2 separate regions of the Mus musculus genome follow, and region 1 is linked to region 2. A link is a loop called in an ENCODE intact Hi-C map of the cell type or tissue named here. Cell type or tissue: left cerebral cortex. All regions are shown on one strand. Each heading gives the region's core, and the rest is flanking DNA. Links, peaks and the distances in the headings are about the cores only.

Region 1 (16,338 bases), core at 2,653-10,652, 87 kb after region 2:
CAGGTATGGCACACTACCCCAGTGTCTGAACATAAATTTATCTCAGTGTTTCCCAGGAGTGAACTGATAGTGACGAAATTTTAATGGGAGAATATCTGAGTTTTGTGAATTCCCCTGCATGAAAATGTCTCCCTTTCTATAAATGTTACAATGATAGTTGTGGGGTTAGAATGATCCAACTACTATCATCCCCAAATCTTACCTAAGAGTAGCTCCCTTGTTAACAAGGCGGTGTGGATTCAGTGAGGAGTAGCTAGGATGAATTCCTTATCATGGACTGCCTGGGACCTAGGGTTTCCATCTGGACACTGGGCCCCATACCTTCTCTTCCTATAGCATATGGGATAGAGAGTGAGGAGTGATCACATGAGATGACATGAATGATGGCACTGAAGGGTTATTTATTTCTCTAAAGAAGAAGAGGTGCTGGCTGGCCAGGGTTTCACCGTGACTCACATCCATATTATTGAGCTGCAGCGCATGTTTTAACTCATTCAAAGATAAGTCCATCATTCAGACTCAGCGGTGTGGGGTACCAGACACTCAGACCTGGAACACGGTGTACTTTTCTGGTTAAAATCCCATTTGGCCAGAAATCTGAGGATCCAGTCTTTTCCTTCCTGCCCCTAGCATTCTGGTGCCTTCTCTCCACCCCCCACCCGCCCATCTTTTTGGCTTACTGCAACCTGAGTGCTACTTTTTCTGGGAAAGCCTGATATTCTGAGTTCAGTTTTATAATTTAATGATAGAGAGTTTCCTTAGTAAACCAAATTTAGAATCCTAGAATGCTTATCTTATATCCAGACCTTGAACATAAAAGGCATTTTATACCCGCAATTGTTCATTTAATGAGCAATTGCGGAGTGCAGGCCGGTTAAGGGATTGAGCTATATGCACTATTATTGCAAGAAGTATTCCGAAATACCAGAAATAGGACGTAAGCTCTGATCAGGGAGACTGCGAGCACAATTACCTTCTTTTCAAATCCTTCTGTGACACTGCGGGAGGAAAAAGGACTTTGAAACTTGAAAGGAAAGAGCTTGCTTTCAACCTCAAAAGCTAGGAGGAAAGGGCTCTGAAATTTGCTCAGAATTCCCAATTCACCATTAGCCTGTTTCTTCCTTTAGCCTCAAGGCATTCTCCGCTTTTTGAAAAGATGTTAAGAAATTCAGTCACAATAGAGAGCCTAGTTTTGAACATGTTTCACTCGGTCCATTGAGGTCTGGGCTCCAGCCTTTGTGTGGGGTGAATTGAGCTGAGCGGCTAGCTGGTTGGAGAGAGGTGAATGAGAAGTCGCTGTGCAGTTGCAAATTCTGGCAAAGAAAAAAAAAAAGCTCACCCCTTCCTTTATTTTGTAATATGCATTCCTGTACAATCCTGCCAGTGGCAATCTGTGGAGTTCAGTGTGTCCCTAAGTCAATATGGAGTACTTGGTTTATAGCAACTCTTGTTAAGTTTGTCTTGTAATTGAAGCTGCTGTTGACCTTGCTTGGGGACCATTTGTAAAACCGTTTATTTAGCATAAACTGAAATAATAAACCCTCCTTCTCTGGGGCCGATTGTGATAGGGTGACATTAGTTTGATTTAATGATTACCCGCCTGACCCTTCTGCTGGAGAGGGAGGCTTGAATAGGGAGAGTTCACTTCCAAGCACTTGCAAAGAATACTAATGAGCTTGTTAAATTTAGCATGGCTCCAACCACTTTTAATTCCTCTAATCAGAGCCATGCTGCCTGCAAGAGGGAGAGAGGGAGAGGGAGAGGGAGGGGGAGAGACAGAGACAGAGAGAGAGAGAGAGAGAGAGAGAGAGAGAGAGAGAGAGAGGCAAGAAAGGCCAAGAGATACTGAGAATGTTCCTAGAGGGCCGGCCCAGCTAGAGAAACTAAGTTTCTAGAAAGTAGATAGCCAGAGTCCAGGTACTGAGTTGTAAGTATCATCTGTTTGCTTACTTTATACCCCACCCCACCCCATGCAGCTTTTATAGCTAGTGGGCAAGAGAAGAGTAATGGCATTAAAATGGGTTTTCAACAACGGGGCAAAATGGGTGTTAATGGAGAGAAGAGCTAGCAGGTGTTCTTTGAGCTCCTAAACAGCCAATTTTGCAGTGAATGGAGGTGTCCTTCTTAATGATGACTAGTGGAGTTTTGTTTCTGCATGGAAAGCTTTGTGTGAAACATGTCTTACATACTAGGTGGAAAGGACCTTGTGTCCCTTGTCCCAGGAGTTTGTGATCAAGTGTGCAGGAGTGTGGGTCCCGGTCTCCTTTCATAGAGCTAGGGTACTTCATGATAGCTGCCTTTACACAGTGTTTGCACCTAGGCTGTGTTTGCTCTCTCTGAGTCTCTGGCATTAAGTTCTGACTCCCTGTTGGTTGATTTTTGGAGGAGGTTGGAAAATCTGGGGCAGTTTCTAAGAGGGTGATTCAGGGAGCTCTGTCTTTGGGTGTGGGTTCATCCAGATCTACCTAAACACAGGTGACAGAAAGAAGGGGTTACCAGTAAGATTGTGGTGGCAGCACTTGAAGTAATTGTTCCCTTCCATTTCTGAGAAAATTGCATGTTTCAGCTTGACCCCCAAGCTTACAGCTTTTCAGCAGGGAAGCTCAAACAGTTGCTTGTGTTTGGCTGTTAAAGCCCATTGGCAGATGCTCTTGGAGCCCTGGGCTGTTTGCTTATGTTCTTGCTTCTGACTTCTGCTTGTTACCATGGTGGACAGTATGTTTCTGTCAATAATTTGGCCTAGTGTAGCCTGTCTGCACCGATTCTCAAACTTTATTGAGCAGCTCGCCTCAGCTGAACGAGATGAGACAGCTTTCGTCTTTTGGCATGCAGAAGTGCTTGCTAAATTTATAAGAGTAGGCAGGAATATTGCTTGGGAGTTATGCTTTCCTTGTGTACACAGAGCTCTCAAGTCTCTGAGCTGTTTGTATCTGGGAGCATGTGCATTGTCTAGTTTGCATGTGAATGCCCATCAAAAGCAACTCAATACAGGGAGGTAAATTCATGAAGTGTGTGTGTCTTTTGGCATTTGGAGGCAGAGGGTTGTTGAGGTCACAGTGCCAACTGTGTAATAAAAGTTAAGGTTTCCTGATGAAAGTTTCTGTATTAAAAACATTCTTGCTTGCATTTAATTTTTTGAAGTTAAAAATGCCTTTTTTTTTCCCTGTTTCAACTATTGAGCTTGTATGACCTTTCCACACAAGTTGGGATAAGTCTCATTAGCAAACTCATGACCACTATGCTAGGAGGTAAGCCTGTTTTTTTTCTGCCTTTCCTACTTTCTCCCTGAAGATTGAAGGGACCTGACAGGGCTAAGGCCATACTAACTATCCAGTTGGTAGTAAAGTTGTATTCACATACTCGTCGTTGGAAGACACACCACCAGAGAACCAGAGCTGATGGGAGGGATGCAATTTTAAAAGAAAAAACAATTTCCTCTGGGAGAATGAAGCCATGGAATCCTACTTTAAACCTGGAATAGATTAGTAAGACTTGCTTACTCATGTTTCCCAAAGAATGCTAATTAGGCATCACAGCCCCTCTCTGTTGTATAGAATGTACCTCTTACCACTCTAAGTTAACTTTAGTCTGAAATTTTAAATAAAGGATTTCCTGAGCACAAACGAGTGGAAACTATGACTTGGGCCATTTGAAGGCTGTAGGACATTTTTAAAAAAATAAAACGGTTAGTTTCAGTGTTTCTGGCGCTCATCTGCTTCTTTTCATAACTCTGAAGTCCTTTCTGTAGCCTGCAACCACACTGCTAATGAAGCTCTGGGGCAGACACATGCCTGCGCATATGAACAGGGAGAAGAAAAATGAAGGCTCTTATTTGGTTATTTTTGGTAGTTTGTCTTAGAATTACCAGCAGCAATAATTTGAATTACTTTTTCAAAGATCAATGTGAAAATCAGGGATTATTTCAAACTTTGTGGGTTTTAGTTCTTATTTGATAGATTAAACTTGTGATTTACCCTTTACTTATGAGGTGTCAGGTAAGAATCTGCACAAAACAATACAAAAATAATATTTCACAGTTGCTTTGTGGTTGTCAGCACATTTATTGTAAAGACTCCAGGATACCTCATCATGTTTTGCAAGGCATTTGGGGTAAAATAATTCATCATTTATTTTTCAAGCTTCACGCACAAATAAGCTGAAACTCTAAAGTTGGTGTTGGCATTAGGTAAAATAGTGACTGTAATCTCAGTTTCTAATAATGTATAGTATGCATAGATCTGCTTTCCTCCAGAGCAAACCAAGGGCTATGTGCATGTTAGAAGTTAGCAGTAATCCCGGTTGGGGTCAGTTAGGTAATTACATCTACGTATGGATTACTTTGAATAGACGTTTACATATTGAGATATGTTAGTCTGTCTGGGATGTTCAACAATGATTATACCCACATAGTTATTTCTTTAAGGATAGAGAATATGAAAGTTTTTCAGTTAGATATTTAGGTAGGACCTGTACAGCTTTGTTTCTGTGAGCTCTTTCTGCCAGAGCAATCACTGCTGGTTAAATGTGGTTTGTTTAGGGTGGACAGCTTACTGCATGTGATTGTAACAGGCAAGTGAGTCCACCTGCTGTGAGCTCAGATAGCAGTTTGGCTGAAGTGTATGCCTGCGTTCTAGCAAAGGTCACCCAGTCCCATTCACAGAGACCAGTGGTGTAGAGATGGGAAGTTCTTATAAGGTGAGCAGAAGTATTAGGGATTTGTAAAGAAACTGTGTGTGGGGTTTCATTCTTCTGTTTCTTAGGTGTTTGGGTCACATCTGAGCATGACAGGGAGCAACATTCCCGGGCCTTTCCTCCTTTATCTACACAGCCAGGTTACACCTGGACTTTCAGTCTCAACCAGCTCTCCTCTTGGTTCCCCGTTTTTGTGTATGGGCAGACACACGAAGTGTATCTTAGGAGGTTCTATGCTGTTCTTGATTGACACCTTGGCCCTGGTCACTAGCGGGTTCTGAGTTTCATTTCTGGCCTTGTTAAATCTCTTGATGGGTTACAAATTCAATTCGGGGGGGGGGGACCCAACCCAACTCAACTCAAACCAAACCCTATAACCCACAACATTTCTTGGCTGGCTTTCTAATGTCATCTTCCGAGAAACAAAGACGCAGCACTTGTAGAGCCACCCAGAGCCCCACTGGGCAGTTGTACTTCCCAGTTTCCAGGGAAGTCTTGTTTCTTTAGCGAGGCAGAAAGAAACTAGGTATCCACATGATCTGAGGGTGATAAAGCTTTCAGCCTGGGGTGGGGCATGCAGGATATTGGTGTATTTTGCAGAGAATCTCCACTGCATTATCTGCCCTTTATCTGCACTTTTTACCTCAGGCTTACTCCTGCTTTACCCTTCCATGTATAATATTGGCCACCATTCATAGACAACTTTGTTTTGCAAGTATCCCGCCACAGGTATGAATTTACAAGGTAGTCATGAAGGACAAAGGAGGTTTCTTCCCTACAGAGAGAACTACAGGGAGAACTATATTGATGACTTTTTTATTGCTCCTTAAAGAAGATTCTAAAGTCTTTCATTTTCCTTCTTTCTATAGAGGATGAAAGTCCTGGACAGATCTATCACCGAGAGAGAAGAAACGCAATCACTATGCAGCCTCAGAGTGTGCAGGGTCTCAACAAAATCAGTGAGGAGCCCTCGACGTCTAGTGATGAGAGGGCCTCGCTGATCAAGAAAGAGATCCATGGCTCTCTACCACATCTGGCGGAGCCCTCTCTCCCTTACCGTGGGACTGTGTTTGCCATGGATCCCCGGAATGGCTACATGGAGCCTCACTACCGTAAGTACTTCCTGCCAATTAGCACATTTTCTGAGAGACATGGGGTGAGGGGTGTGTATATGGTGTGTGTGTGTCTGTGCGTGTGCGCATGTGCGAGCGCACCCATACTTGCACATGAATCTAATGTATGAATTATCAATTCTACATTTATAAAAAGTAAGTTTAATTTTGCATTTTTTCCTACTTTTGATTCTCATCCATACCGTTTAGAGAGCAACAGTTTCTTGTACTCTAAGCAATTTTATGTTTTTCAGGGTGTGGGGATTTAGGGGGATGATTTTGTTATGAATCCTTATAGATATTTGCTGGAGTTTGAACCAATATGCTTTATCTATGCAGGGATGCTGTTTGAGAAGATGGGGTTGAGGGTGGGAAACTGTTAAGGGGGCTACATTAAAGCCTTTGATGGCAGTTCCTCTCATTTTTAATGTTTTGTGTGTGTGTGTGTGTGTGTGTGTGTGTAATAGTTTTGGGTATTCCAATGCTTAGTGATTTGTGGAAACAAACTAATTTTAAGAATTCAGTGCTAAATTTGTTACTATGGAAGTTTTTATTGTGAGCCCAACTCTCCTTATGAGCCTGCCAGAGACACTGGAAGTCGCCTTTCTAGTCCTAACTGAATTAAAGAAATTAAGCAGGCCTCTTGGAGTATAAGTCTAGGACAGTTCTTTTCAAAGGCAGCCTATAAGGTAAATCCATACGGGTTGAGTTTACCTCAGGCCTGTTTCTGGTTTAAGAATATAATTTGGCTCTGGAGTAATGAAAGTCATGTTGAGGTGGCAAAGCTGGAAGCTCCTGATTACAGATTTATCACCTTGCCAGGAAATAGGCTCGCCATTTAACCTTCCTGCCTCCAGTTCCAGATGATCCATTGAGCTCCAGAGAAAGAGACTGGTGTGTTTCCCTTTTCCCACATCGTTCAGAAATTTTAGTGTTTTAAGGCAAAAGGTCATTATCCAGATGACTGATTAGTGAGGACAGCTGATTAGAGCGTGTTATTTTGCTCAAGAAAGTGCCCAGGATAAAAGCTAATTTCATCCCTTCATTAGTTGGCTGCAAGCAAGGGGAAGGCTCACTCACTCCTCAGATCAAAGCGCCTCGAAGCAACCTTAAGTTCCAGCAACTGCTTCTCCCACCAGAATATGTTGGTGGAAAATATGGCTATGCAATAGTTTCTAAGTAGAAAGGACAGTTTTTGTCAGAAGCATGAAAATACGATTGTTTGGATTTTGGGGAGGGGCAGTGGTTGGCTTTTAAAAAGTTAATTGCTTTTCTTGAAAAAAAAATTCCCATTGGTCCCATTATTGAAAAGGTGTCTGTTGAAGCAGAAACAAAGACAGAGGGGTTTGGACAACTATTCTTCCTTCCTCCTTTCAGGCTTACTTCATTTTGTTTTTTCTTGACTTTTAGGAAGGAAGATTTAAAATAGTGTTGGTAGGATGTTTTACTCTGGTCACATTTTGAAGTCTTTAGTTGTGTTTTTATTTGTGGTCTCTTTTGAGTATCATTCATGCAGAAACAGTAGGGATTCCTATAGAGTCCCCACCTGGGTTTATATATCCGCATGTTAAGTACACTCACTGTGCTGTTTAAGCTGCCCACAAGCTCCTCCCAGTGTTTTGTATTTCTGTGTGAACACAAGCTTTTCCCATCACAGCGATGTTTTGTTTTGTTTTTTCCAATGCCCACTAATTAGTGAGGTGTTTAATTAGTCCAGACAGCTGATGAGCACTTCTTTCTATTGGCTGATGGTAGTGGAACCGTTAACTTTCTATCCAGTTTGCAGCTTGTTCTTGCGTCCTTTGTTTTAACGGTTTCCCACCCAGGCGTCTCTCCATCCTTTGAGGGACTGGCTTTCCCGTCACTGGAACCCCTGTTCTCACCCAGTGGTCTGTGTGACCCATTTGCTGGTTCACCAAAATAATGTTAACGAACACTGCCTGGAGATCAAATATTATGGTTTAGACTTATTTATTGCTTTCTAGTTTGAAGATATTGTACTTGTAAGTTGGTTATTCTTGTGATTTTCCTACGTTACTATACAAGTGAATGTAGAAGTAACCTTCCAGTCTTGAGCTGGAGCCCCTCGGCAAGTCAGTGTTGAGTCCCCCACCCCCAAATGTTTTCCCTACCTTGGGGACATTGTGTAGATAGCTATGTGCAGAAAGCCTAGAAAACTGAACAGACTGGCTTCCGATTACAGTGCTTCACTGACTAGCCCCGTGACCTTGACTCAGTGTGTTGACTCTCAAGAATCTTTTTTTTTTTTTTTTTTTGCTCTCAACTATGTGCAGTGGTGTGACTATCTGTGCCTTAGGGTTCTTCTGCAGTTGAGTGGATGACGTGATGTCTTACTAAACCCCAGCGCATGCTCAGTGCCTCCGATTATGAAAACTTCTGCTCTTCTTTCTGTGCTTCCTTTTGTTTCTCCTCTCCCTCCACCATCATCATGTTGCTCCTCGAGCCAAGCCATTTCTGAGACAGGGCACATTTTGTTTTGTCTTGTTTTCCTGACAGACCCAGACACCTCTGCCTATAGACAGAGATTAGAAAATGAGTGGGCTCTAAGTAGGAGCAAGGAGGGTCAGGGACCATGCCTGTGACTTCTCTAAAGGCAGTCTTTCCCATTGAACCCTCCTTTACGCTTGCTTTTCTCTTCTTTGTCAGTAAAGGTTTTCTCTAGAGATTATAACATTTTAAATTTATGTAGCAAGTAAAAGTACAGAAAAAAGTACAGTATTATTTGTTGATACACAATAATTAAACTATTCTAAGCCAAGCTTATACCAGACGGGATATGACCTTATTTTTCTAGAACCCTGTTTGGTTATTTAATCTTCTAGTTATACCAAGTGTTTTTATTTTTTTTAATGTGTTTATGATCAAATCTGCATACCTCACATGGACTTAATTATCCAGGCAAAGCTAATGACTAATGTGAGCTAAAGGTAATAAATGTCCTAAGAATTTAAAAAATGTATTTGAAAGAGGCATAAACTTTTATCCCACTTCTGTTTCTGTGGGTAAAGCTGTCTCCTGCAGTGCTGTCCAAGCCCACGTGCATGGCAGGCCTTTAGAACTCGGTGCTCAGTAGCCTCTCTGTAGGCTATTCAGGCCTCTCTCCTGTGTTTGCCAGCTCTTTGAGACAGTTGGATAGAAAAGTCTCCATGAGTCCAATGTCAGTAATTCCTTCGATTCTCCATGGTTGGAAAATGTAGACTTCTCAAAATGCCTAATTTGTGCTTCTATATATACTAATTTTGTATTTCTAAAGTGTGGGTAGGTTTCCTGTAAGACAAGCAACGGGGGAAAAACCCAAAACATCTTTTTCCCTTCTGAAGGACATATGTAAAATTTTTATTGCATAAGATCTTATTATAATGGGTATGCAGTACTTCATCCTCAACAAACTATAGTTAGGCAGAATTCAAAGTATTTTAGAGTTTGTGGGTTTGACTTAAAAAATATGAAAAGAAAAGAAAGAAGAAAGCCTAGGGATAGCGGGCACTTCAAACATTCCCAACATGTGTTTGGAATAAAATCCACACGGTGGGGAGGGGTGGGGTGTTCTCTCATGAAGGGTAGCTGTAGATGGGCTGTATATCAGGGCAAGAGAACAAGCATGCAAGTTGCATGGCTCAGACATGATATGGTGCTAACAGCCTCTTGGCCACAGTATCATTCGCATGTTATAGTTTGGGCTACCTTGAGGGGGGTGGCAGATTTAGGGATCCTATCTGCTTATACCAGAGTCAGGCTAAGAGACTCCATCTCTTGCCCCCAAGGATTGCTGAGCAAAGTTTCTCTCCTGCTGCTCCATCTGTAGCCAGATATTTCAAGTCACCATCACCCGCTGCTTTCATTTAGTGCCGTACATTTATTGTTTTATAAACCTGGAAAGGCAGGTGACATAATAGTTCAAGCATTCTTTCTACCCTGAGTGACACTAACTTTTATTCTCTTCCCTTTTACCAAAAACATGTGTCTCACTGTCTTCCTTCTCACTTCCCAGGGTGTAGTGTTGTAGCTGTCTCTGTAGGGTTCTGTGTGTGTGAAATTTGTTGGAGTCACTGAGCATGTCATAGAAGGTCTCGTTTTTTTCTTTTTTAATGGAGCTGAAAGATTCCTTCTCTTTCAGAAGTTCAGGTCTCCATCATAGTTTTATAGTTATGCACAGCCTGCTTGTTTTTCCTGTACCCCCCCCCCACCGCTCCCAAATAGTAATTCTTCATGGAAAATATGATGCATTCTTGCATGCAAATGCTTTGATTGAAAACACACCACTGGTATTCTCCCTTATGTTATCCAGCTCAAATGACAGAACTATTAGTTGCTAATTAGCAAAACCTGAGGAATTAGCTTAAAGAAAAGAAATGGAATTTTTAATTGGCTTGCATTTATTTTCTGTAGAAAGCTATTGTGCTGAGCCCACTTGTAGTCTTGTGTGCTTAAAAAAAATTTTTTTAAAAAGCACATGCAAAGTGTTTTGCTTTGTTTGTTTTTTTTCTTACCTGTCCGTCTTTGTGTTAGCTGACTTTCCACAGCCTTAGAAATACATCTTGTGACTGAGGGGGAGAGGATCCATATTTTACATATTTAATAGGTGCACCTGCTCACATTCCTTCTACTTTGCAGTTGTCATCTTGAGACTGTAGAGATAAAAATGCCTACAAGGCACAAATGAACAGTTTGGTGTTGACCGAACTGCAAAGGTAGTGACAGTTCCCTGAGCACATAGTTCCAGCCTCATCTCGATTGTCTTTTCCTCCTTGGAGAACTGCTGATGAGCTAGGAAGGGTGTTTGCTTTCCCTACTGAATGTTAGATTGTTTAAGTAGAGGGGCTGATGCGGGGTCTTCTCTGGGGGTGCTCTGCTGACTATCTTGCTTCCTAGCTGTGTGGGGAGGGGAGGAGTGAGGCTGACAGAAAGAGTCTCCAAACCCTTGCATATCTGCTATTTATGAGCTTTAAGACACTGCTTTTCATATCTCTTCTCAAAAGTTCAATGTTACACTGATTCTTGCTTGCAGGGACCCAGGGTAGAAACAATGACCCATTGCTGTGGAGTCTTACAGCTACATTCATAGCTACCTTACAAGGTGTCTAAAACATGAAGGAAGTGGGGGTAAGTCTAGCATTCTGACTTTGAGCTTTTTCTAAGGAAGGTTGAGTGAGAGATGGTGAGTGAGAGGTGGACCAGGTAACTAAGAAAATAACGGTAGCATTTGAAGAAATGCTCTAAATTATGATTATGATTAACTCTAGCTATAGATTTTGGCAAGATAACTTACTAGAAAGCCACACAGATGAGAAAAAGAAAGAAAAGGAAGCCATGTTTTTTGAGGAAATCAGTTAGCCTATAAGATGGTTAACCCCTCCCACACCTCCAAGTTACATCCCTTCACATCAGTCAGCACTGGCTCCCTTGGACCTTGACTCTGATCCTCTCTGCCTTCTGGTTCTGCTCATGTGCGTGATTCTCCTAGAGCAGCTAGACATGATTCTATCAGGTACTGTCTGCCAAAATGCCTTCCTATCCTGGACACCTAAGAGCCATGGGAGTCTTCTAGTTAAACACATTGTTACTGCTTTCCCTTTGGTTGTCATTCCACTGAAGCCACATCTCTTTTGGAATAATGTGATCAGGTCAAAGGCTGTGCTTGGCTTTTATGTTCACCAGATTTTTTGGGGAAGGCTGGGGAGAAGGCCGCTATTCTACCGTAGCAGGGAGTATAGTCAGGGACTGTTAAGTGCCCGACAGAGGTTACTGTGTGGAAACTGGAAGAGATGTATTTCCTTCTGTTGTTATCTTAGGGTTAGTCCTTATGTGCTGTACAGCCCCTTCTATATAGAGTTATAACGTTGCTGGGATTCCCATGAAAGATGATTTGTAGACCTTTGGAATTAGTTGACAGGTTATACACAGAAGGTATATGAAAGCCTTTTTAATACTGTGCAACTAGCACAGGAGAGCCGCCTGTCTTAGTTGACGTGACACTCATGCAAGATGGGACTGTGGGTGTTTTTTCTGAAGCCGAGGGAAGCATAGTGCTGCTTGCCCTTTTCTTCAGTAACCACAGTAATTCTCGATTTTGGTAATAATGTCCCTAGTGATCCTTGTCCGGTGTGTGTGAAGTCGATGTTAATGAGACCTCCCATCACAGCTTAGCTCAGGAGCAGGAATACAGTTTTCTAAAATTGTCACGTGATTTTTTTACATCCTTCTTAATTTGACACCAGCCCAAACAGCCCTCTCCTAGGGTCCTTTCCCTCCAGTCCTTCTGTTTATCTACCTTCTTTCTAACCTTGGATTGAAGCATGAAAACAATGACTCCTGCCCATTTCCAGCTTCTAATGGAAGCAACATTATCCATGGCCCTCCTCCTTTTTCTTGTATAATTAAAGAATGTTACCTTTGATGTCTCTTGAAAGCCGTGTCTCCCATCCTGCTTTGGCTTTCTTGATCTTGTGTCTATAAATCTGTGCTGAGTCCTCACACTTCTCCATGAAAGGGCTCCATTTTCTCTCTTCTGCCTTTTCATAGTTTAGATTAATACAGAGTAACAAAATTCAGTCTTTTATTGCAGTCCTGGTGGCCTGATAACAGTTTAGGTCCTTGTATCATACTTTCTCAGTTATTTGGGCTTTGTTTTGGTCTCCAGTAAATAAGATCTTTTCCACCTTCCTAGAGCCATCCTTTTTTGGGGGGGACTGAAATTTCCCACTGGCCTCTATTTCAGATGAATGTCCTCATCCTAGAACAAAGAGAAGAAAATTTTTTTCTTATTGATGGATTTGACTGTCCAGCCTTTTGACTGTGTCTGTCATTTGTTAAGTGAGCATGTACTTACTGAATGGCCCAAGTGCTGCAAAACACTGAACAAAAAGAGCAGTCCCCTGATTCTGTGGATCATGGAGACCAGCAGACAAAGTCACTGAGAAGGCCTTGAGGGAAAGACAGTTTGGTGTCCTTCAGGAGTATGTGAGACACATAGCTCCTCTGGACATTGTTTTATCAACATCTCTCTGTCCTTGTCTCTCCCAAGATGAAGCCACCCTCTGCCCACAAAGGTTTCTTTAGCTTCCTCTGGGTATCAGTCCTCAGCCCAGAAAACTTTCTGAAGGAGGTAAAAGCCATGCAATTCTAAGGCAAAGACCGGAGGAAAGACAAATCTAGATCAAGGGACATTCTCACTGGCTAGGAGGCCACAGAAAGCGTGCTATCCAAGGGGGAGCTAAAGAAATCTTTTGGGCAGAGGGTGGATTCACCATGGGAGAGATGTTGACAAACCGATGTCTTGAGGAGCTGTCTGCTCAGCCTCAAATCCAGGCTGATCCCAAAGACTCTCGATACATGGCTTTTGTGAATTAACAAACCTCTGGGTAACTTGGATATTGCAAATCGGGAGTTTCTCTGCCTTAGAGACTTGCATTTACCCTGCTTTGAGGATTTACCTAGTCCCCCAATCCCACAGCTTACCTTCTGGGACTTGCCTGGCTGACTGCTCACTCCCACTTCTGGCAGCATTTTATATTTTCATATGAAGACAACATAGTGGCACTTTCCCTTGTTCTCCAACTGTTGCTCTTGTATGTACTAGATGACCCCAATAATCACAGTGTATTGAACCCAAATTACAAGTCCCAGACATGGGAAATCATGTGCTCGCTTTTCTAAAGAACTAAGTATTCTGCATGAAGACAGTTTTTACCTTCAGAATCTCATTTTCACAATGAGAAAACTCAAACCATTGTGTTTGTTTGACTGGGAAGCTCCCGAGTTAGCATAGGACAGTCAAGCCAGAAAAACTGTAGGGAGGACCTTTGTTCAGCTGGAGATGGTGCCAGCAATGGCTGGGAGATGAAGCTGGGGGATTCGGTAGCCAAAATGTCAGAGAAAAGAAGAACAAAGACTCACATTAGTGGAATGAGCCTTCAATCCCCCTGGCCTAAAATAATCTGATGGGAGATGCTGGAACCCTGGAGGAGGAGACACTGGCCTCCCTGTGGGGGTCTTGGTTCTAATCAGCAGACATTGTACTGGTCAGTGGGAGCCCACTCTAGGGAGCGGGTGTTTACCTTGTCCACTGGGGGGACCCAAATCTACATGCTGATTGTACTCTGACTGGAGGGTGGAATTGAAGGAGGAGCCTGTTTCCTAGGAAATATAAAGAGAAGCAGAGAAGTGTACATAGGGGTGCAGAGAAACAAACAGCCCCTCTTCTTTTGACTTGCCTTCTTGGGCTAATTCTACTTTCAAATTGGGCAGGATTTCAGGCTCCTCTCCTCGTTTCTGTTTCTCCCCTTTGTTAAGAATGCTCTCCCCCACCCTCCACTCCACTCCCATCCTCCAGTTCTCAGGGCCTAGAAGGGAAGTGCATAATATGGTGGTTTTCTTGTGGCCTGATTTCCTACCAGAAGGACTATGATCCCTTCCAACTCTGACTCTCTTTTTCCCCTCCCCACTACTAAAATTCCTTTAGCCACAAAGGCTTCTTTCCAGGCCCCCATGTGTTAGAACTTCCTTTGGTCTCTAGGCCTTTGCAAATGTTCCTTTCTCTCTAGACTACTCTTCTAACCTCTTTGCCACAAGACTGTTATATTGTCATTTCCTCCAGGAGACCTTCTGGACTATGTGGATTGATCATTTCAACCCTGTACAAAGCCTACTTATCTAATATGCAGCTCCTCCCCCTGCCCCCCAAAAAGACATCTAGGGGATGATTTTTATATATCTTTTTTTTTAGTTTTTATTTTTTGGTTTTTCGAGACAGGGTTTCTCTTGTAGCCCTGGCTGTCCTGGAACTCAGTTTTTAGACCAGGCTGGCCTCGAACTCAGAAATCCACCTGCCTCTGCCTCCCAAGTGCTGGGATTAAAGGCGTGCGCTACCACGCCCAGCGGGGATGCTTTTTTATATAGTCCCCTTTGTCATTGATATTTTGATAGCATTATGTATCTATTACATTACTGTAAATTGATTACCTAGAGACAAAGCAGTTTGAAACACCTTTCTCAGATTCCTTTCTAGGACCCAGTACCCCTAGTTGACTACATTGACACGACCTGTGCAAGCATATAGCACTTGAAAATTTTCCTCATTTCAAAAACTAAGTTTTTTGAGAGTCTGCTGTGAGTGAGACACTGTCCAGGATGGGGACACTGTGAGAGTATTTGCCATATCATGTCCTTGCTCCCAAAGCTGCTGAGAGGAGACACATACCGAATACCAGAGACCTCAAGAAGGAACAACAGATGGTCCCCTGTGGATGGTGCAGCTGGAGATGTGTGATGGGTGCTGTTGCTGTTGTTGCTGCTGCTGTGAATGTGTGTGTGGGGGTGGGTGGGTGGGTGGGTGGGTGGGTGTGGGAGTGTGGATGTGGGGGGCACCCTGCTCAGGAACCAGAAGCCACAAAGTTGAAGTGATAGTCTAAGAAGGGACAAGTGTGCTAAGAAGGGACAAGTGTGGTCCTGGCCATGAAGTGGGATGGTCTGCGGAGACAAGTGGGAGGTTCGGTTCATCTGGCAAGGGGTGGGTAGAATGTAGAAAGAGTGCATACCTAGCAGGCTAATGTAGCTGCCCACCTAGGAGGCTCCCTCCTCAGACACTGTGGCCCAGACATGGAGCCCCACTCCCCGAAAAACATTTTATAACATAGCCTCTACCCTTGAACTTCTAAATTTACGTATTTCATGAGATGTTGTCAAGACTTCTCTTTTGATAGATGAGGATATCAAAGCCCATGGGAGCTGAAAAAGTTGCCTGTTTTATAAGGTGTGAACCCAGTTTTACTTAAAATCTGAGGTTCTTCACTTGTGATTAATAACTGGCAATTTCAAAGATGGTCCAAATCTATGCAAGGGCCAGTTCTGATGGGCACTGTGTCAGACTGACTAACTAGAGGACACTTAGAAACTTTGTCTGTCTTAAGGCCGTAGTATGGAGTAATGACAGTGCTTTATGTAGACTTGGGGTGCAGGTGTTTTTGGGGTGCTGTCTGGGTGCAACACTAGGATGAAGAGGCTTGTGGTTCTTTTTGTTATTTGGCTCCATCCTAGTGTTTGGGCGGCTGGTTCTGGTCATTCTTACCCCCCACCCCCACCCCCGTCACCACCAAAATATCTTAATTTATGTTTTGATGTGTGTGTGTATGTGAGCTCACGCATGCAAATGTGGTAGCTGTGCAGTCCAGAGAAGTAATCACATTCTCTGGACTGAATTTCAGGGCATGGCATGGGGCGCCAAACTCAAGTCCTCTGCAGGAGAAGTAGGTGTGACTTCTTTGCAGCTGAGTCATCTCTTCATCCCTAATTTTGGTCATTTTTACCTTTGTGTTCAAGTGGGTATGATGTGGAGGATCATGAGGAACTTCTAGTTAATTAATACTTTCTCAAAGAAAGTGAGGTTACATATAACTTAATTATAGGAAGGCTCTGGGTTCTCTTCGTGCTCCATTAGCAATCACAGTAGGCGCCTGTGTGAAGTACTTACTTGGCTAATCGTTGTTCTGAGGACCTCACTAAACAACTTTTGTTT
Region 2 (16,338 bases), core at 3,418-11,417:
TGAGTTAATCAGAAAAAAGCAAATTTAATTAACTAATTTCAAATAGAGGTGGAAAGCTAGTAGAACATTGATGAGGTGAAAATAGAGGGAGGGGACACTTGGAGTGGGTGAGAAAGGTTTAAGCAGAGATAGAGTGAGGAGATACAGCAGATGAAGGGTCAGAGAAGAGAATTAACCAACATGAAGGGTGCTTGAGAAATCGATATAGAAACACGCTATTTGTAAGCCAACTGAAAAAAAAAAAGATGTAAGTTTTAAAAAGTTAAAGACTTAGAAGTGGGCATATTGTATGGCTGCATAGTACTGTTCCTAGAGAGCCGTTGTTAATTAAACTAAATCCTAATGCTAGATATGTGATACCTCCTTATGAGCTGTTGATCGGAGAAGCCCTAGATGTCACCGAAACAATAAGGCTCTTTTAAAAAGGATTTTTGAGAGAAAATCTGGCTATGTAGCTACCTCTGGCCTGGAACTTGCTATGTTGATCACAGCAAGTTCTGTCTGCCTCTACCTACTTCCTGAATACTAGATCAAGGATGCACATCAGCATACCTGGCTGCAGTACAGACTCTTGCCATTCTTCTTGGGTGCTCATCAAATCTAGGTGATAAGACCTGCCTGCAGAAGATACCATACACTTTGCTTGCACAGTCTAGAGAAATCAAACTAGAGTAAGCTGGAAGTTTCTTCCATGGTGGCTCACTTTCAAAGTAAGTGACATGCTATGCAGTTTTCGGCGGAGGAGGTGATAAGTCACTGCTGCTATTATGCAACTGTGAATCCTATGCACTACAGTGCTAATCTTCCAGTCAAGGTATCCACAGGTGTACAATAGTTGCACAACTATTTTTGCTGTAACCAATTGCTCTCAGCTTGGATTTGAAGCTTACTCTAAAGGAGGAAATAAATGCTTGTATCTGGAGGTCATAACCCTGAGCAGGGGAATTCACTACCATTATTCAGGTAACTTGACAGGGAATCAAATTGCACTATAAATATTTACATTCATACCCATAGACAAATACTACTTTTATTTTCTGTCAAAGAAGCTCTTTTTGCAGTCAACGACAGTGAATGCAGAGATGCTTAGCTGTTCAAGGAGCATAGACTGACAGTTGAATGCTCAGAGCCAAGCAAGGCATTCACATGTCCCTGACTAATGCTCAGAAAACACTGCAGGAGAAGGAGCAGAAAGAGTTTAAGAGCCATAAAATTGTGAGAAGGGATATGAAATGTTTTCTTCAGATTGTGATGTAGCCATGGCATGTATGAATGCATTGCATGTATTACACGTATTGCAAACATGATCTTACAGCAACGTGTGGTTGCCTGCATTGGATATAAACATTGGGTTTGTCAAAAGTCAAACATGGGTAGGTGAGGGAATCATGGGCTCCTATCCCTCCATGCTGAATTTTTGTCTACTGATAGATTCTTTTTAGTCGTGTGAACAACTGTATGCACCTGACCCTGTATACCTGATCAGGCTCCAGTGGATAGTTCCAAACAGTGGTCATATAGGTGGTCCTGACTAAACTCAGTTGCTCATAAAAATAAAACAAAAAGACATATAAGAAAGGAACCTGTTATGGGGTTTTGATAATAGATTTGAGAAAAAGACTAGACAGGGTGTGGTGAGAGTAAGCAAAATGTACCATATATATGTATGAAATTGTCAAGGAGCAAATTTAAAGAAGAGAATAAAAAAGTAGAGTCCTATATATATTCTATACATTATGAACAAAAATAGACAGGTAGCTGGAAGACATGTAGCCATGTACCTTATGCTTTCTTTTTAGCTGTACCCCCCAACAGTCTATGACAATAGCAAATGTATAGCCATGTACAATAGCACCTTCATGTCTCTTCCTCTCCTGCTTGTGTTCTGTGACCCACACATTTTACCTGGTGCTCATGGAGCTTCTCTCATGACTAAAATGCTAGGCTCTCACTAATCCCACTCATCCTGGCCGATTCTGCCATTGTTTAAGGGGGTAGCACATTGCTTTCTGTAATTGTCCCTTTTAACCTCTTACTTTGATCTCAGGACTCCTCCTTAGAATCTTATAGTACGTAAGGAAGGATAGAACCTAATCAAATGAGTATTCTAGTTCTCAAACACATGGTCACTGCTCACCTACCATGACTTGACCTGAGATTGCATAACTGTTAATTATATCCCTAGAAGTATGAGCCCTGGTAGTTCTCAGTTCCTATGTATCAAAACATGGGCAATTTTATTCCTCATTGGAAAACTCACTTTGATATATTACTGGCTGTGTGTGAGAAGAGATGAGTAGTGGGTGAGACTCAAAAGACATATCTCTAAGACATGTTATTCTAAAGCCCCTTTAAGAAAGATGGGCATGTCCTCAAGGCTACTCTATTTTGGCATATAACAGTCTCTCAGAATAGTCAGTTTGGTAGAATGGGGTAAATTTCTCTGACTAAGACAGGAAAAAAAATAGTAGAGTTAGGCACTGAACAGAAAGGCAGAGTGAATAAAAATATTGTATTTTTGATTTTTATAGAAGCATGGCTGGAAGAGGACCAACAGCATCTATTCCAGTGGGAAACACTGGACTTGATGGCTTTGAGATATTTGACTTCATATATCCCTTCTTTTGTAGTCTCATTTTGAGTAAAAAAGTCTGTAAAACCTACAGTTTGTGTTAGTGAATTGTTTAGGGTAAAACCAGCAAACACAGAATTCTCCAGTGATAAGGTAGGCACACTGTGTGAATGAGTGAAGTGACGTAGACTGTGCACAACCAAAACGCCAATTTACATGTCTAATTATGAAAGACTTTTGTCCCAGAGGCCTCTTCTGATTGCCCTAACTTTGGGAAACTTAAAATCGATGTGGAGCATGGCTGCCAAGGAGATGGGAGATGATCACCAAGGTAGTGGATTGGGTATTGGGCTAAAAGGGAAGAATCAGATGAGTGCAGCAGACAGAAATGCTCAACTGGGGAACAGCATTGCTCACTAAGCTGCTCTGCTGGAGATCTAGAGAAAGCTTGTTTTATTTATGAAAAGGAGGGTTAGAAAAATTCATCCCCTAGATGCCTAAATCATCAGCGGAATTCTCCACGCTCCCTCATACCTGCTGTGAGTAGTTTCTCATGGCGTAGGCAGGCAAAAACTTTAGTGTGGGCCACAGTTCAGTGTCACGCAGCATCCAAAGAGCCTGAAGTTAGCAGAAATTCAAAGAGAGGGTTTTAGATCTTCCCAAGTTGTGGTATTGGCTGAAGTCCAAGCCAATTATAGCTACATCTCCAAGGTGAAGAAGGACACAGCCAACATCTGGGTTCCATTTATAATCCCAATGTTCCGGGAAGACAGAAGAACTAGTTACACGAGTGTTGAGTGAGAAGACCTTAGAAGGGCCCATGTGCAATGCCCTTAGAAGCGTTTTCCTGTCTGGCAGCTGCCCTGTGACATGAGGGAGCTTGGCTCCTTCCATTCTGTTGTATCTGTAGGAGTGCTCTCATCTTGGGAGTGCTCAATATTTTCCCTGCAATGGATACAGGCTGGTACAGAATCCCAGTGACTGGAAAATGGGTGTGAGCAGCTGAAAAAATGGGGAAAAAAAAAAGTTCTGCAGAGCCTGTTGTAGTAGGGTGTTTCATTAGCTGTCTACAAATGGGTTATCGAGGCCCTGGGAGTAGATTTAGTAAGATTAGACAGAATGGGCAGCTCAAGCTTAGTTTGACTAATTCTGCTTGAATTTTTACACATGGATTTACCTGCATGTAGGTATTAAGAACAGCATTGGACACCCTCTGAACCCCCAATCTTGATTTTTATCATTTGTCTTAGTGGTTATTTTTGTATAACATGTAACAGGCTTTCTAGCCGCTAGGCCTGGAGAGAGTACACTTACTTTCCTTTCTTATTGTCAGCTGGCACATCATTTTTTTCTGGTGTTCCTTTGGTCACAGGAAGTGAGGTTAGGGAGAAGAAAGGGGAGAAACAGGGAAAGACAAAGAAGAGGGAAAAAAAATAAAAAGCTTGAGATCAAGTGTAAGCTAAGGTGGGAGAATCCTTTTGGCTACACATACACAGGATGTATTAGTGTGACTCTGGCTCACTGAGGCTCATGGAGGAGGCATGGACTGAAGGCTTCAATTCCTAGTGTACAAACTCCTTGCTGGACCAACTGAAGCAAAACCATCAGTCTTATATCACAGAAGGTGTCTGGCCAAAATCAGGAAGAAAGGAAGGGTGACCTTTATGAAGGACAAGTGATTCAGAAATCAAGTGCTACTTGTCTGCCTGTGTGCAGTTACTTTTTTGTCTAGCTAAGAGGAAAATGGCTTAATTCCAGCACTTGGGAGGCAGAGGCAGGAGGATTTCTGAGTTCGAGGCCAGCCTGGTCTACAAAGTGAGTTCCAGGACAGCCAGGGCTATACAGAGAAACCCTGTCTCGAAAAACAAAACAAAACAAAACAAAACAAAACAACAAAACAAAACAAAACAAAGAGGAAAATGGCATCCTCTTGAAGAAGGCTCTCATTGCAGGGGAAACAAACTATAGGGCAGACTATGTAAAATGCACCTGCCTCCTGTCAATCTTCCTTGATTGCTTAAAAAAAGTTCATGAGATAAAGCAGAGCTCAAAGACAGGATCCTGCCCTATCTGAAACTTATAGGCACACGTCTTGACTTTCCAGTCAATAAAACACTGAAAAAATTTTGACATTTCCAATTAGCTTAAGTCAATTTGAGCTGGGATTTCATAATTTCCAACTGGAGGTTCGTCAGAGTCCATGAACCATCCTCCTGGAGTTTCCAATGATTAACTGCTAACAACTACACAAGAAGACAAAACAACCACAGACTTGGTGAGGACGAGAATATTTATGATGAGAAATGTAACGGAGAAAGCATAAAGAGGAGCATGGGAAGCTGGTGTTAGACTGAAATGTGTCTTCTCTGTTGCAGACCCTTCATTAACTTTAATCCTCTTGTTCTTATTAGTCTGTTTCTCCTTGCTATAACAAATTATAGGGGATGAGGTTGCTCAGTGGTTCAAGTGGGTACTGCTCTTGCAGAGGACCTAACTTTGGTTCCCAGGCAGCTCACAAATGCCTGTAACTCAAGCTCTGGGTGATCTGATGCCCTCTTCTGACTCCTAAAGGTATCCCCTCCCACTATGCAATGTATATCTACCCACACAGAGACACATGCACATGAATAAAAATAGTTCTTAACAAATTATCTGAGGCTCAATTCTTTATAAAGCAAAAGGGTTTATTCAGCAGAACTTTAGGACCCGAAAGTTCAAGATGGAGAGTCCTCGACAGTTTGACCTCTGGAGTCATGACACTAATGAAGTGGGAACACACCTAATGCTCCCACATAGTGAGACAGGAAGCCAGAGAATTGGAAGGAATCCTCCTTGCTCTATTATAAGCTTGATTTCTTGAGAATAACTAAGGCTATAACAGCATTAACATATTCTTTTCAATAGGCAAGCCAACCAATGTGTATTCCACTTCGTAATGGTTTCAATCATCTTAACACCAGTGTTCTGAGGCCCAGGCCTCCAAACAAACCCCTGTGGGTCAACGTTGCTGAGTTGACTTGTGCCCTCTTCTTCTTAAAAAGAAGTGCTCATCCCAGGAACTTCAGAAAACTAGCTTATTTGAAAACAAGGCTGTAGATGCAATTAGTCAAAACAAAGTCAGACTGAAGTGGCATAGGCCACAGCTCTCAACTCCATAAGAGGAGATGAGTGCAAGGAGAATGCCTTAAGATCACCCAGGCAGAGAGATGGGAAGTAGCCGAAAGCCAAGGAATAGCAAGCAGATCAGGGGCTCCTACAAGAAGCCTGTGAAGGCAAGGATGGCTTTCCCCACACTTTGCAGGCAAACACTGGCCCTGTCGACACTATGACTTAGCATCCTGGCATTCAGAAATGTAAGTTAGTGCCTGCCTTGTTTAAGCCATCAACTGCATAATCGCTTGCTACAGCAGTGCTGACAAACCAACAAGAGGGTTGTTAAGTCTCTTGCCTCATTATGGAAAATAAATCCATCTTAAAGGTTTAAATATTGTGAGTATAGCTCAGGGTATCTGTTGCTGTGGCCATGGCCACAGCAACTTAGGGAGGAAAGGGTTTGTTTGGTTTACAAGTCCTGATCACAGTCCATCACTAAGGGAAGGACTCAACGCAGGAACCTGGAGGCAGAAACTGAATCAGAGACCATAGAGGAGTGTTGCTCACTGGCTTGTTCCCTGTGGCTTGTTCTGCCTGTTTTCTTATATAACCCAGGACCATCAGCCTAAGTGTGAAACTGCCCCGTAGTGGGCTGGGCCCTCTCACATCAACTGTTAATCAAAAAATTTACTATAGGTGAATCTTATGGAATATTTTCTCAATTGAATGTCCCTTTTCCCAAATGACTCTAGGTAGTGTCAAGTTGACAAAAAAAACTAACATAGAGGACTTATGACATTAAAATTTCCCAAGAGATTTGTAGTTGAAATGACTAGTGATGAGGTAAGGCAGGAATGACTGTATAAGAGTGGGATTCAGATGGATTAAGGAACAGTCTCTTCCCTATGCATCCTACCTAATGGCTCCTTAATTAACAGAAGTCCCTCTACTGAGTTAAGAGATAACTTAGGAGCCTCTGCAGGACAGGAGGTGGGTGATGCATAAGATTTAAGGTTCCAATTTTAAGGACACCCCACCTTCAAGAATTCCTCTTGTTTCATTTTGGGATTTGTATCCAAGATTTCCCTGGGCAAAAGAGTTATGAAGCTAACATGTATTGAAACTCCATGACATTATTTAACTCACAGCGAGGCAATTTTTTTTTTTTCTTTACCATTTCTGTAAACCATGTTCACGTGCATGCGTTTGTCAGCCAATCTGAGTTGCCCACCTCTCCTAAGGTGAGGGAATCAAAGTTTAGGATGCAAAGCGGAGTTCCTTCTTGGTTATTAGCTAAGTTCTGATAGCGTGGTGGGAAGGAAGCTTTGCAATGTTTTTCTTTGTTCCAGTGTTTTTTAGAACCCCAAATCAAGATCTTTATGACTCAGAATGTGCTGCGAGACTGTAAGAAGTAAAAGTCAAAATTTATATTTTATGCCCGGTGATTTATGGGCTGTCCCTTTTGCCACTGGATAAGCAGAGAAAACTATCAGGATGCAGTATTTACATTCTCGCGGTGGAGGCAGCAGCAGCCCCAAATGCCAGAAACAATGTATCTGACATTAATGAAACACACCATCCCTCTGACTAACTTGAAATACCAAAAAGGAAAATAGTTCTCACACACGATGTCGTCTTTTATAACTTTGCAGGTATAATCTCACTGGAGATCCATAGCCGTCCCGGGACTTAGGAGGACTGCATTTTCTCGCTCATCTACTGTGGGCTCAGAGTCTACAGAGGCTGAGGGAATACTCTGGGGCCTGGGGCCAGTTACTGAGGGGAGGGTTGGGGCTACCTCTGTTGATATTCCTGCACTCCGAGATGAGTGAAGGATGTTTCACTCTTTGCCTTACAGAGTGTTGTAGCGGAGAGAAAGCTTAAAAATGGCTAAGAAGTGTCTGGAGCCCCACACTGAAAGCTTAAGTCACTCTCTGCTTTTGTCTTTGTCATAAGCAACAAGTCACCAGAAACAAATAACGAATACACTGTCAATTCCGTTAAAAATTTTCCCCAGTTTAGCACGTGAATTTCAAAATGTTCTTCAAATTATTATAGCTATTCATCCACCCACTCTGCCTTCAAGACGGCTGCCACAGAGCACCCTGAGCACCAAGGCACTCCTGGTGGGCCAACTGCTTACTCCGGTATTCTGGAATGTCTCTTGGGTTTTCTTCTTTCTTCCACCCCCTTGAAATCCTCCCTTTCAAGTAACAGGTTGGGGTGAGTACCTGGATGGGGAGAGAGAGATGAGTGCACTGGCCCGTTGAAGTAACATGGGTCTTTTAAAAGAAACCAAGGACAGGCACTCTGCATCTTAAGGAAAAGAACCCCGTGCAAGTCAGGGTTCTCAGCTCAAGTCCCGGTTCCCAGCTCGGGTCTTTGTGTTCTTTGCAAAGTGGCCCACGGGGACAGTAGGCTGTACGGCGAGACGTCCCAAACGGAGTTTAACGCAACGGGGAGGAAAGTCTTCAACTTTCAAAAGCATCATCCCGCGAGAGGAAGTTTCAGGCTTGGCCTAGGGAAAAGTACCAGGAGGTGTGCGGGGGTGGGGCAGTGGCGATCTGAGAGGTCTCTAGAGAAGGAAGGGGAGTCCAGCCCGAGAGCGGAGTTGGGGGGGGGGGGGGCGAAGAGAGGCGGCATGGGCGAAGCGCCCGGCAGCGCGCGAGCCCCGGCTGCTCGGCTGCGCGGGAGCGCAGGCCTGGAGGGCTCGGGTGACATCACCCGCGGGCCCCTTCCTCCTGCCGGGTGGGTGGGGCCTGGCGCGCCGCGCGGGCGCGGGGTCAAGGAGGGGGAAGAGGAGGAGCAGGCCTGGATGTGTCTGTGTGAGGACCCGGGAGGGGCGGAGGCGGTGGAGCGCGTGGCTCCCGGCTGCCCGCGCCAGCCCTGCCCGGCCCGACGCGCGGCCTCAGTGCCGCCCCTCAGCGCAGCGCCCTGGGATCCGCGCGCGCGGAGCGGGACCCCGCCGGGCGCGGCCTGGAAAGGAGCGGGAAAGCAAAGTAAGGCGAGCAGTCTTCCCAAGTTTTTAAACCAACTTCGCCCCCTGCGGCGGCGGCGGCGGCGGCGGCGGCGGCGTCGTCCCGCGGCTCGGCGCGTCCCCCCCAGCGCTCCTCCGAGTGGCGGAAATTAGAGGGACGGGGCGGGGGTGGGGGCGCGCGAGGGAAGAAGGAGCCGGGAAGGAGAGCAGAGTCTGACCACATCTGTGAAAACTTGGGGAAGGAGGGCGGGGAGGAGGAGGAGCGCAGGAGCGCGCGGAGGGGAGCGCGAAGGGCGCGCGCGGCGGAGCTCAACTTTTGCAACCGGGGCGCTCGGCCTGGACGGGCCCTTAGTCGTTGAAAAGTCGACTTGACGGTCGGGGGGCTCCTTTCTTTCTCTTTCTCCTCCCACCCGCGGTTGAACCAAATCAGAACTGTCACTCAGGGCCGGTGACTCAGAGGGATCAGATTACAGGATCCCTGAAACTGATGCGCGGGCTGCAGCGGCGGGAGGGAGCGGACCGGGCCGCACCGCCGGCGCCCGCACACTCGTCCGCCCGCCCGCCGCTCCCCTCCTCGCCCGCTCGCCCCGTCGCCGGCCCACGCCACACCATGCCCGCCGGGGCCGCACGCTGGGATCAGTCAGGCCATCCACGGTAGCCCGAGTCCGCCTGCCGCTCCGCCGGCGCAGGTCTGTGGATTTGGGACCTGACAGCCAAAGCCGCAGGTACGTCCCGCCTGAAGTTCTTTGTTTTGCGGGCCCCGCAGCCCTCCCTGTCGAGCTTCCCGGCGGCGTCGGAGCGGCTTGTGTGCGCTCGCGCCTTCCCGCGCTCTCGGGGATCGGGTCTCGGCTCTCCGGACTGCAGAGCTCCTGCCCCAGGGCGCGCGGACCAAGTTTGCAGCGGCGGCGTCCGTGCCTACTTCTCGCCAAGTGCTGCGCAGAGCTCCGGGAGTCCGGAGCTGCGGCTGGTCCTCGCGCCCCCGCAAGCCGCAGCTTGGCTTGCGCGCAGCGCCTGGGGATGCGCCGAGCCGCCGCTGCCCCGCTCTCCAGGGTCCCGCCTTCACTTCTGAGGGTGGGGGTGCGGGGTGAGCGGATGGAGGGCGCGCCTCCGCGGTGGGAGAGGAAAAGTGAAAGTTGTGCCATCTGTGCGTGATTTGGAACTCTGTCTCTTCCTTTCCAGAGGTAGAGCAGAAAGAAAGAAAAGAGAAAGAAAGAAAAGTAGCCGTGGCCCTTGCGGTAACCAAGAGGCCGAATTTGCACAGAGCAGAGTTGGGTACGGATCACTCTACTCTGCTGGGGACACTTAACTTTCTGGAGTTGCAGTGGGACCCCGAGGATGTGGCAGAGTTAATATTGATCATACATTTGAATAGTTGGTGAAGCGACTTTTCAGCAGATGGCCACATGCCCTCACACTCGGCCCGGCCTTTGCTTATTATCCTTTGATGAACTTAGTATCCTTCTGTGAACTTTGTGCCTGTGTCCCGGAGTGCACCTTTTTGAGTACCAAGCCATACCCCCCCTCCCCCCAGGCTTTCTTGGCTGTGTGTGTGTAAAGACCACTTAGGGAAGTTTCCTGCACCGCGTTTACCCTTTCTCCTCCCCCAACTTGGTTGTAGATTCTGGCCTTGGGTACAGTGCTCATGGCCCTCTGCCAGTTTATATGTACATATATTTATGTAAAACATTTTCTCCCAGCTCTGTGCCAGCTGTTCCACATTTTCCAGCTGCCACTTCAGTTTGAAATGATGGACTGTCGTCCTCAAGTAAAAGAACTCTTTAGTCCGAGGTATGGAGGGCCGGCCGCTGTGCAAATACAGGGGCAGTGCCATTAGCCCCGCTGGTATTATTAGTTCCAAAAACACCTCGTGCCCTTCTTTTCCTCTCCTTCTCCTCCTCAATTACAGCTTTTCACAGCCCAGTACGTGCACTCTGCTGAACATTCAAGTGATTAACCCCCCACTCCCCTTTCTAAATGATTTTGTGCAGAACTTGGATGAGGCCGGCAGGCTGGTTAGCTAGCTTGCTTCTCTTTTCTTTCTTTCTTTCTTTCTTTCTTTCTTTCTTTCTTTCTTTCTTTCTTCCTTCCTTCCTTCCTTCCTTCCTTTCTTTCTTTCTTTCTTTCTTTCTTTCTTTCTTTTCCTGAAATATGTGTCTGGTGGAAATAACTTCTAGAAAAAGAGTTGCAGCTTGAGAGCATTGGGCATGGCTGGGGGAAGGGGAACTGTGCTCTGCCATCTGAAATAATCTCATTTTAGTCTATTTTAGGGGAAACCTTTCCTTCGTTCTCATGTCACAAGCTTGCACTGTTTGATGTCTTCACGAGTTATAGACTGAATTCTTCAAGAACTGGCCTAAAGTATTAATTTTGAGTATTTATGTAATTGCTCTGTAATTTGAATAGGTGCCTTATTGATTGATTCCTGTAATTATTTCATTTGGGTTTTAAATTAAAAATTAATAATAGTCTGACAGTTTCTTAATTACACGTGTCAAGATTATTTTGAAGCAGGAAAATGCTGTTTTAAAATAGTGAAATAACCTCAGAATCACTTCATTTTTCTAAGGCAGCGCAATAGAGGATATATTAAAGCAGTGGAGATTGGTTTTAACAATGTAAACTGTGCAGAGTATCTACAGAATTTGTTTATGTTAGGAAATATTGGCTTTAACAATCTGGTCCACGAGCTCTGTGGCCAGTTAGATTATAGTCAGACCTTAAAACAAACATGAAATAACATTTAAATTAGCTGAAATTGCATATTTATACAGAGCAGAGAGTTTATTTTACACTAAAAGCTATTTAATTAGAAACTCTCCGCCTAAGGGGAGATCCTTTCAGGGTACGTAATTCTTAAAGTCAGCCTAGGGAAGGCTGGGTTTAGCTGCATGAATAAGTTCAATGTGAGAGGTGTCTGCTGAAATTTCACACAGGCAGAAACACTTTAAAAGATATAGATTGCTTTATTGCTAATAGACTGGCAGGCTTAGCTCAGATGCCTACCAATTCCCTGTGCTTTTTACACACTCCTTGATTGAACTCCAGTGTCCTTACAGTTTTTATTGTATGTCTAATTTGCAAAGGAGAAAATTCAGCATTGATGAAAAATAACTCTGTCGCGTTATTTCATTGCTTACTTAATGAAAGCATTGTTAATTTAACAATTGGATTCCAAGGCCTAAAAGTTGGACTCTCCTTTGTTTTGAAGCCAGTGAAGTTTTCTTAATTACCTGCATGCTGCAAGAGTTACAGGCATCCTCTGGGCTCAGGCATTTAGAAGTGAGTCCCCCGTAAGGCATCCATCCTGCTTGCTGCATTCCCCTCCCCGATTTCTGAGGACAGTTTGGAAGCTTATGAAAGGAAACACTTTAATGCTCATTGTTGTGTGCACTCACTTATATGGAGACAGCAATGTTCTGAGAAAAATCAGTCTCGAAGACATGAGTCATTGAGTCATGAAATGTTCAGGAAAACCTTAGTAATGGAATGTTAATGCTTTTAGACGATAGTAGATTATCTTAAAAGTCAGACTTTTCTCCTTTCTGAAATTGTTGTAAATCCCTAGCTGAGGAGTTCTTTGAAGGAGGTTTTAGTTCTCCTGGCATTCATATTCTGAGGTTGGTCTGATTTGCTTTGGAAGATTCAAGGAATTTTCTGCCAACTTTTAGATCGAGAGGCAATCAAAGGCTGAAATGGCTACAGAACCAACACATACAAACACATTTGTTAAACAAAAGGTTCTCTAATAATGATTTCAGGTTGTCTTCTCATTAGAGCCAGGGAGAAGCTGCTGCTCTTCACCCCACATTGTCAGTTTTCTACATGGAAATTGATCTGTTCTACTTTCAAAGCAAATAGAGGCAGACAATAAACTGCAACAGGGCCCGGCGCTGCTGCAAACTTTCTCAAGTACTTTCCAGTGTATTTTTCATCTTTACTTTTATTTGATGGGCCTGTGAAATAGAGCTGTAGACTGGTGAAGACTTTAAATGAAATTTCACACTTTGATGATTTTTTTTTTAAACTTTGATATATTGACAGCAAAAGGAGCTGCAAAAGCTTTTATATAACTCGAGCAGCAACGCCAAGCAGCAGTCAAATGTCTCCATGCATTTGTGTTTAACTGCAGAAGAAAAACATGTCCATGGGCAGCAGAGGTTCTTATCAGCCCCCTAATCCCAGATCCCAGCAAACCTTGAGGGCATGCCTTAGATCTTGCTGAAGCCACTGTGGACTCTCACAGTTTGCAGATTAAGTATGCTATGTGTTCCTGGCTCCAGCAGTGGCGTTAGGAGCTTGCTAAGCTTCCTGTCTTAGTATCCCCTTTGCTTAAGTTTTTAGGGTCCATTGAAGGCTATGTTGTCTGAAATAAGTGGCACTTGTTAATTTAGAGACTGTTTACATATTTCATTCTCTCTTTAAAAATTGCCAAATTTATAACTTTTTTTTAAACTGAAAAGCTAATTATGTCTGGAAAAGGGGAGGAGAGCTGTTGGAGAGAAGCTGTCTGTGGAGTGTTTATGAGCTCATTTGTTTGGAAACTTTGTTGTCTGGATTGTTTTTACCACACTTTCCCTTTGCCTAACCCCTGAAAAGTAGACTTTTTCCATTTGAAATACCAAATGCACAGTAGTTTCCTACATATTCCTTAGCTGCCTCTGTGTGTGTGTGTGTGTGTGTGTGTGTGTCTCTGTGTGTGTGTGTGTGTCTGTGTGTCTGTGTGTGTGTGTGTGTGTGTCTGTGTGTGTGTGTGTGTGTTTCACCTGAAAGTGTTTTTTGTTCTGGTTGTGCATGTTTCAACCCGACAAAATGTCTCAGAAAATCTATGGCTTTCTAAAGTAGCTGAATGAAAAAGCCATTACATAGTTAATAAGGTGGCACTGGGACACTGAGGCCTCCTCCTGAAAGGCGATATTGTATTGAGTTCTATGTGTGCCTCTGTGGTATCTGTAAACTATATCCTCTTATATGGCATGCTAGCATTTTGTGTACGAGTCATAATTAAAAAAGAAAATACTTACATCATTGTCCAGCAACATGTCATATCATTCCCAAGAGAACCCAAGCCAATTTTGTGTTTAAAGGTTATTCAATGAATGAAATTGTGAAAGCCCATTTGTCAAAGTACTGCATGGTTTCTGTTCGTTTTCAAGCTCCAAATTCATTGTCTGCCCTAGCCCAGCCATTAGTCATCAGTGTATTAGTGCTGCCTTCAGGCCATGCTGCCCGGCACTTCTTCACACTATTACAGCTTTGAAAGTGTACTCTGTCGACTTGTAGAATTACTGCTCTGATTTCCGCTTGGCTGGTTTGAGGTAAGTCCCCTCCCTCCCTTCTAGCTGACTGTAATCCTTGCTTTCTTTCAAAGCTCCTTTCCAGTGATTTAGAAAACTTTCTTAAGGACCCTGTTGGCATCCTACCACAGTTTTGTTGTAGCATGCACTATACATTTAAATTGTACCTGAAGAAAATTGGATTGGTTGCAGGCCTGAAGCATGTAGAGGGGGGCTGCTTTGCTATGGAGGGGAAGGGTGCTACAGCAATAACTATTGGCATAGCACATTCGTGTACTTGTGTAATTTTTATGTCCTAGAATTAATTCAACAATGAGAGACAAGTATCATTCTTAAACCCCTGTTGAAATAAATTTAAAATATATAACATATTCACTTATTTTTAAAGCAGATTATTTTTGAAGATTCAATAAAATGCCTAACAAGAGTGTTTTATATTATATACTGCCATTAAAAAAAAAAGATGGAAAACTCATCAATTAGATAAAAGATAAGTTCAAATTTTATTAATGAAGGAATGAGGCAATTAAGCCTTGTTACTGATTACATTTTATGATTTTTTTAAAAGAGTAATTCACTCCAAAGATTTATTAGTGTGCAGAGAAACCTCATGCAGCAGCTTTGAATGACTGAGCTGTATGGAGACCTGGGCTCCACTGGCCAGACACATGGATCAGGCTGCACTACTGTAGGACAAGGCCTGCTGTTTGAACTGTGCAACGGAATTCCACACCAGTCTCATTGAGGGTGTCTGTAGCAGTTGATGCAGGCTAGACTGACCGTCTTGTATGTATAAAGGGTGAAGGCTGAGTCAGCTGGAGAATGTTGTTTGAATAAGAAAGTTTATAGAATAAGTGGCCCATGGGTAATTAATTCTTATAAAGTAGACCCTGCATCTGAAAATCCTTAAAATTTGAAAACCTGGCTTTAAAAGTTGCAATTAAGATTTAACTCTCAAAGCATTAAAAATGAGGAGGGTGAAATGAAGAGGATAGTGCTGCATGAAGACAAGCTGAGCATCTTTAGCATCTGTGGCCGATTTAATACCTAAATATCGGTTTCTCTTGTGTGATTTAATAGTCAGGTGGTGGCCTGGTGTGGTAGCTCATGCCTGTAGTCTTAACATTCAGAAGGCCGAGGCAGGAGGATTGTCACAAGTCTCAGACAAGCCTGGGCTTTATCATCAGTTCTAGGCTGCCTGGCCTATAATGTGAGAGAACCTGTTTCAAACCATAATATTCATAAACGCAGTATATCCCCCTAAGCTGTATTGTAAGGATAGAGGGTCATAGGCACTGTAAGTCATATACATTCTATGTGCATAGCATATTTTTTTTCTGCTGCTATGCAAACATGCTTAATTCTTTCAAATCTCAGTGAAGCACTCACACTTTTATGATATATGTGGATGTGGTGGGAAGACTGTTACAGAGCTTAATATTTATAGACTGATGGAGAAGGTCTGATCTAGTTTTTTTAGGGAGGGAAGGTCTGGATCCAGCTAATGCAGAGGAAGTTTAGGTGTCAGTTTGCTTCCACCGCTGCTGTGTCTCTAATGGCATCTGCTGTTCTCCATGCACAGGCCAGTCAGCGCACGGGAGGCTGCTGTGGGAAGAGCTGTGGGAAGCTCAGGAGTGGCATGGAGTGTTAGACCTCATACTCCCCTTAAATGTTGGTTTTAAAAGACCTCTGGCAGCTGAGCAGGCAGCTTGTGATCATTTCTCTTACATCAACACTAGAAAAGGCACAATAATGCCATTTTATGATTTTCAATGTAGTAACTATTCATGTTGAATAGTTCCCTTGGTGATTGATTTTTAAATATATAATTTTTTGAAAAGTTTAGATATAGCTAATTTATGAAAGCAAAGTTCACTGGATCCAGGCAGTTATTTCCCTAATAGGACATCTCCATTTTGGGATGTCTGACAAAACGCTGTCAAAATGTCTACAGTCGGAAGCATCACAGTCGTAAGGAAGGAAGATTGAAAATAATGAACTGCAGACCTGGGGCATCTCTTGGTTTTCCAGTGGGCAACCTAGACCGAGTTCAGTTTTCTTATTCACTGATGGGGTTTTCTGCTTTCTTGACCTTGTGGGAAGTAATCCTATAAAGGTGAAATAATTGTCTATGAAAAATACTGTAGTTAGACATTAGTAAAGATTTCATTAGGAACTTATGAAGTTGAGCTTCCTTTTCTGCAGAAAGCAAGGTAATGCAGACAGGAAGTGAAGGAAAGCCAAGAACTCCTGGGAATTGTCGGTGTGTCCCAGAGGTCGTGCATAACTAATTGATTTTAGGTTCAGAGAGATATTTTGAACAGAAGAAACCCTCAAGCACATTATAGACCTCTTAAGTTTCTCTTCCATGTGTGATTACAAGAAATGGACTAAATTCTTCA

Evidence for each region. A loop is a pair of places that touch in the nucleus more often than their neighbours do. Peaks named below come from ENCODE experiments on the same cell type or tissue, not always from the same donor. Only the 100,000 strongest peaks of a DNase experiment are listed, where the experiment ranks them.
Region 1: it touches region 2 in a loop (2.4-fold over the local background); 6 of 42 quality-filtered maps call a loop at or near these places.

The regions. Positions count from the first base shown.
Region 1 is chr13:15,542,839-15,559,176 of GRCm38, forward strand. Gli3 (GLI-Kruppel family member GLI3) reads left to right here. Exons shown (of 15, transcript NM_008130.3): 3 at 5,562-5,804. Among named protein-coding and RNA genes, the nearest start is that of Gm6556, 86 kb to the left of the region's middle. In left cerebral cortex, for the core only: no CTCF peak of the experiment used is centred there; DNase peaks (open chromatin) are centred at 2,842, 7,485 and 8,900; H3K27ac peaks cover 1,390 bases.
Region 2 is chr13:15,454,745-15,471,082 of GRCm38, forward strand. It overlaps Gli3 (GLI-Kruppel family member GLI3), which reads left to right and starts at 8,979. Exons shown (of 15, transcript NM_008130.3): 1 at 8,979-9,367. Gm6556 (a long non-coding RNA gene) reads right to left here and starts at 9,874. Exons shown (of 1, transcript XR_001780862.2): 1 at 5,236-9,874. In left cerebral cortex, for the core only: no CTCF peak of the experiment used is centred there; DNase peaks (open chromatin) are centred at 8,180, 8,477, 8,991, 9,730 and 1 more place; H3K4me3 peaks cover 2,640 bases; H3K27ac peaks cover 663 bases.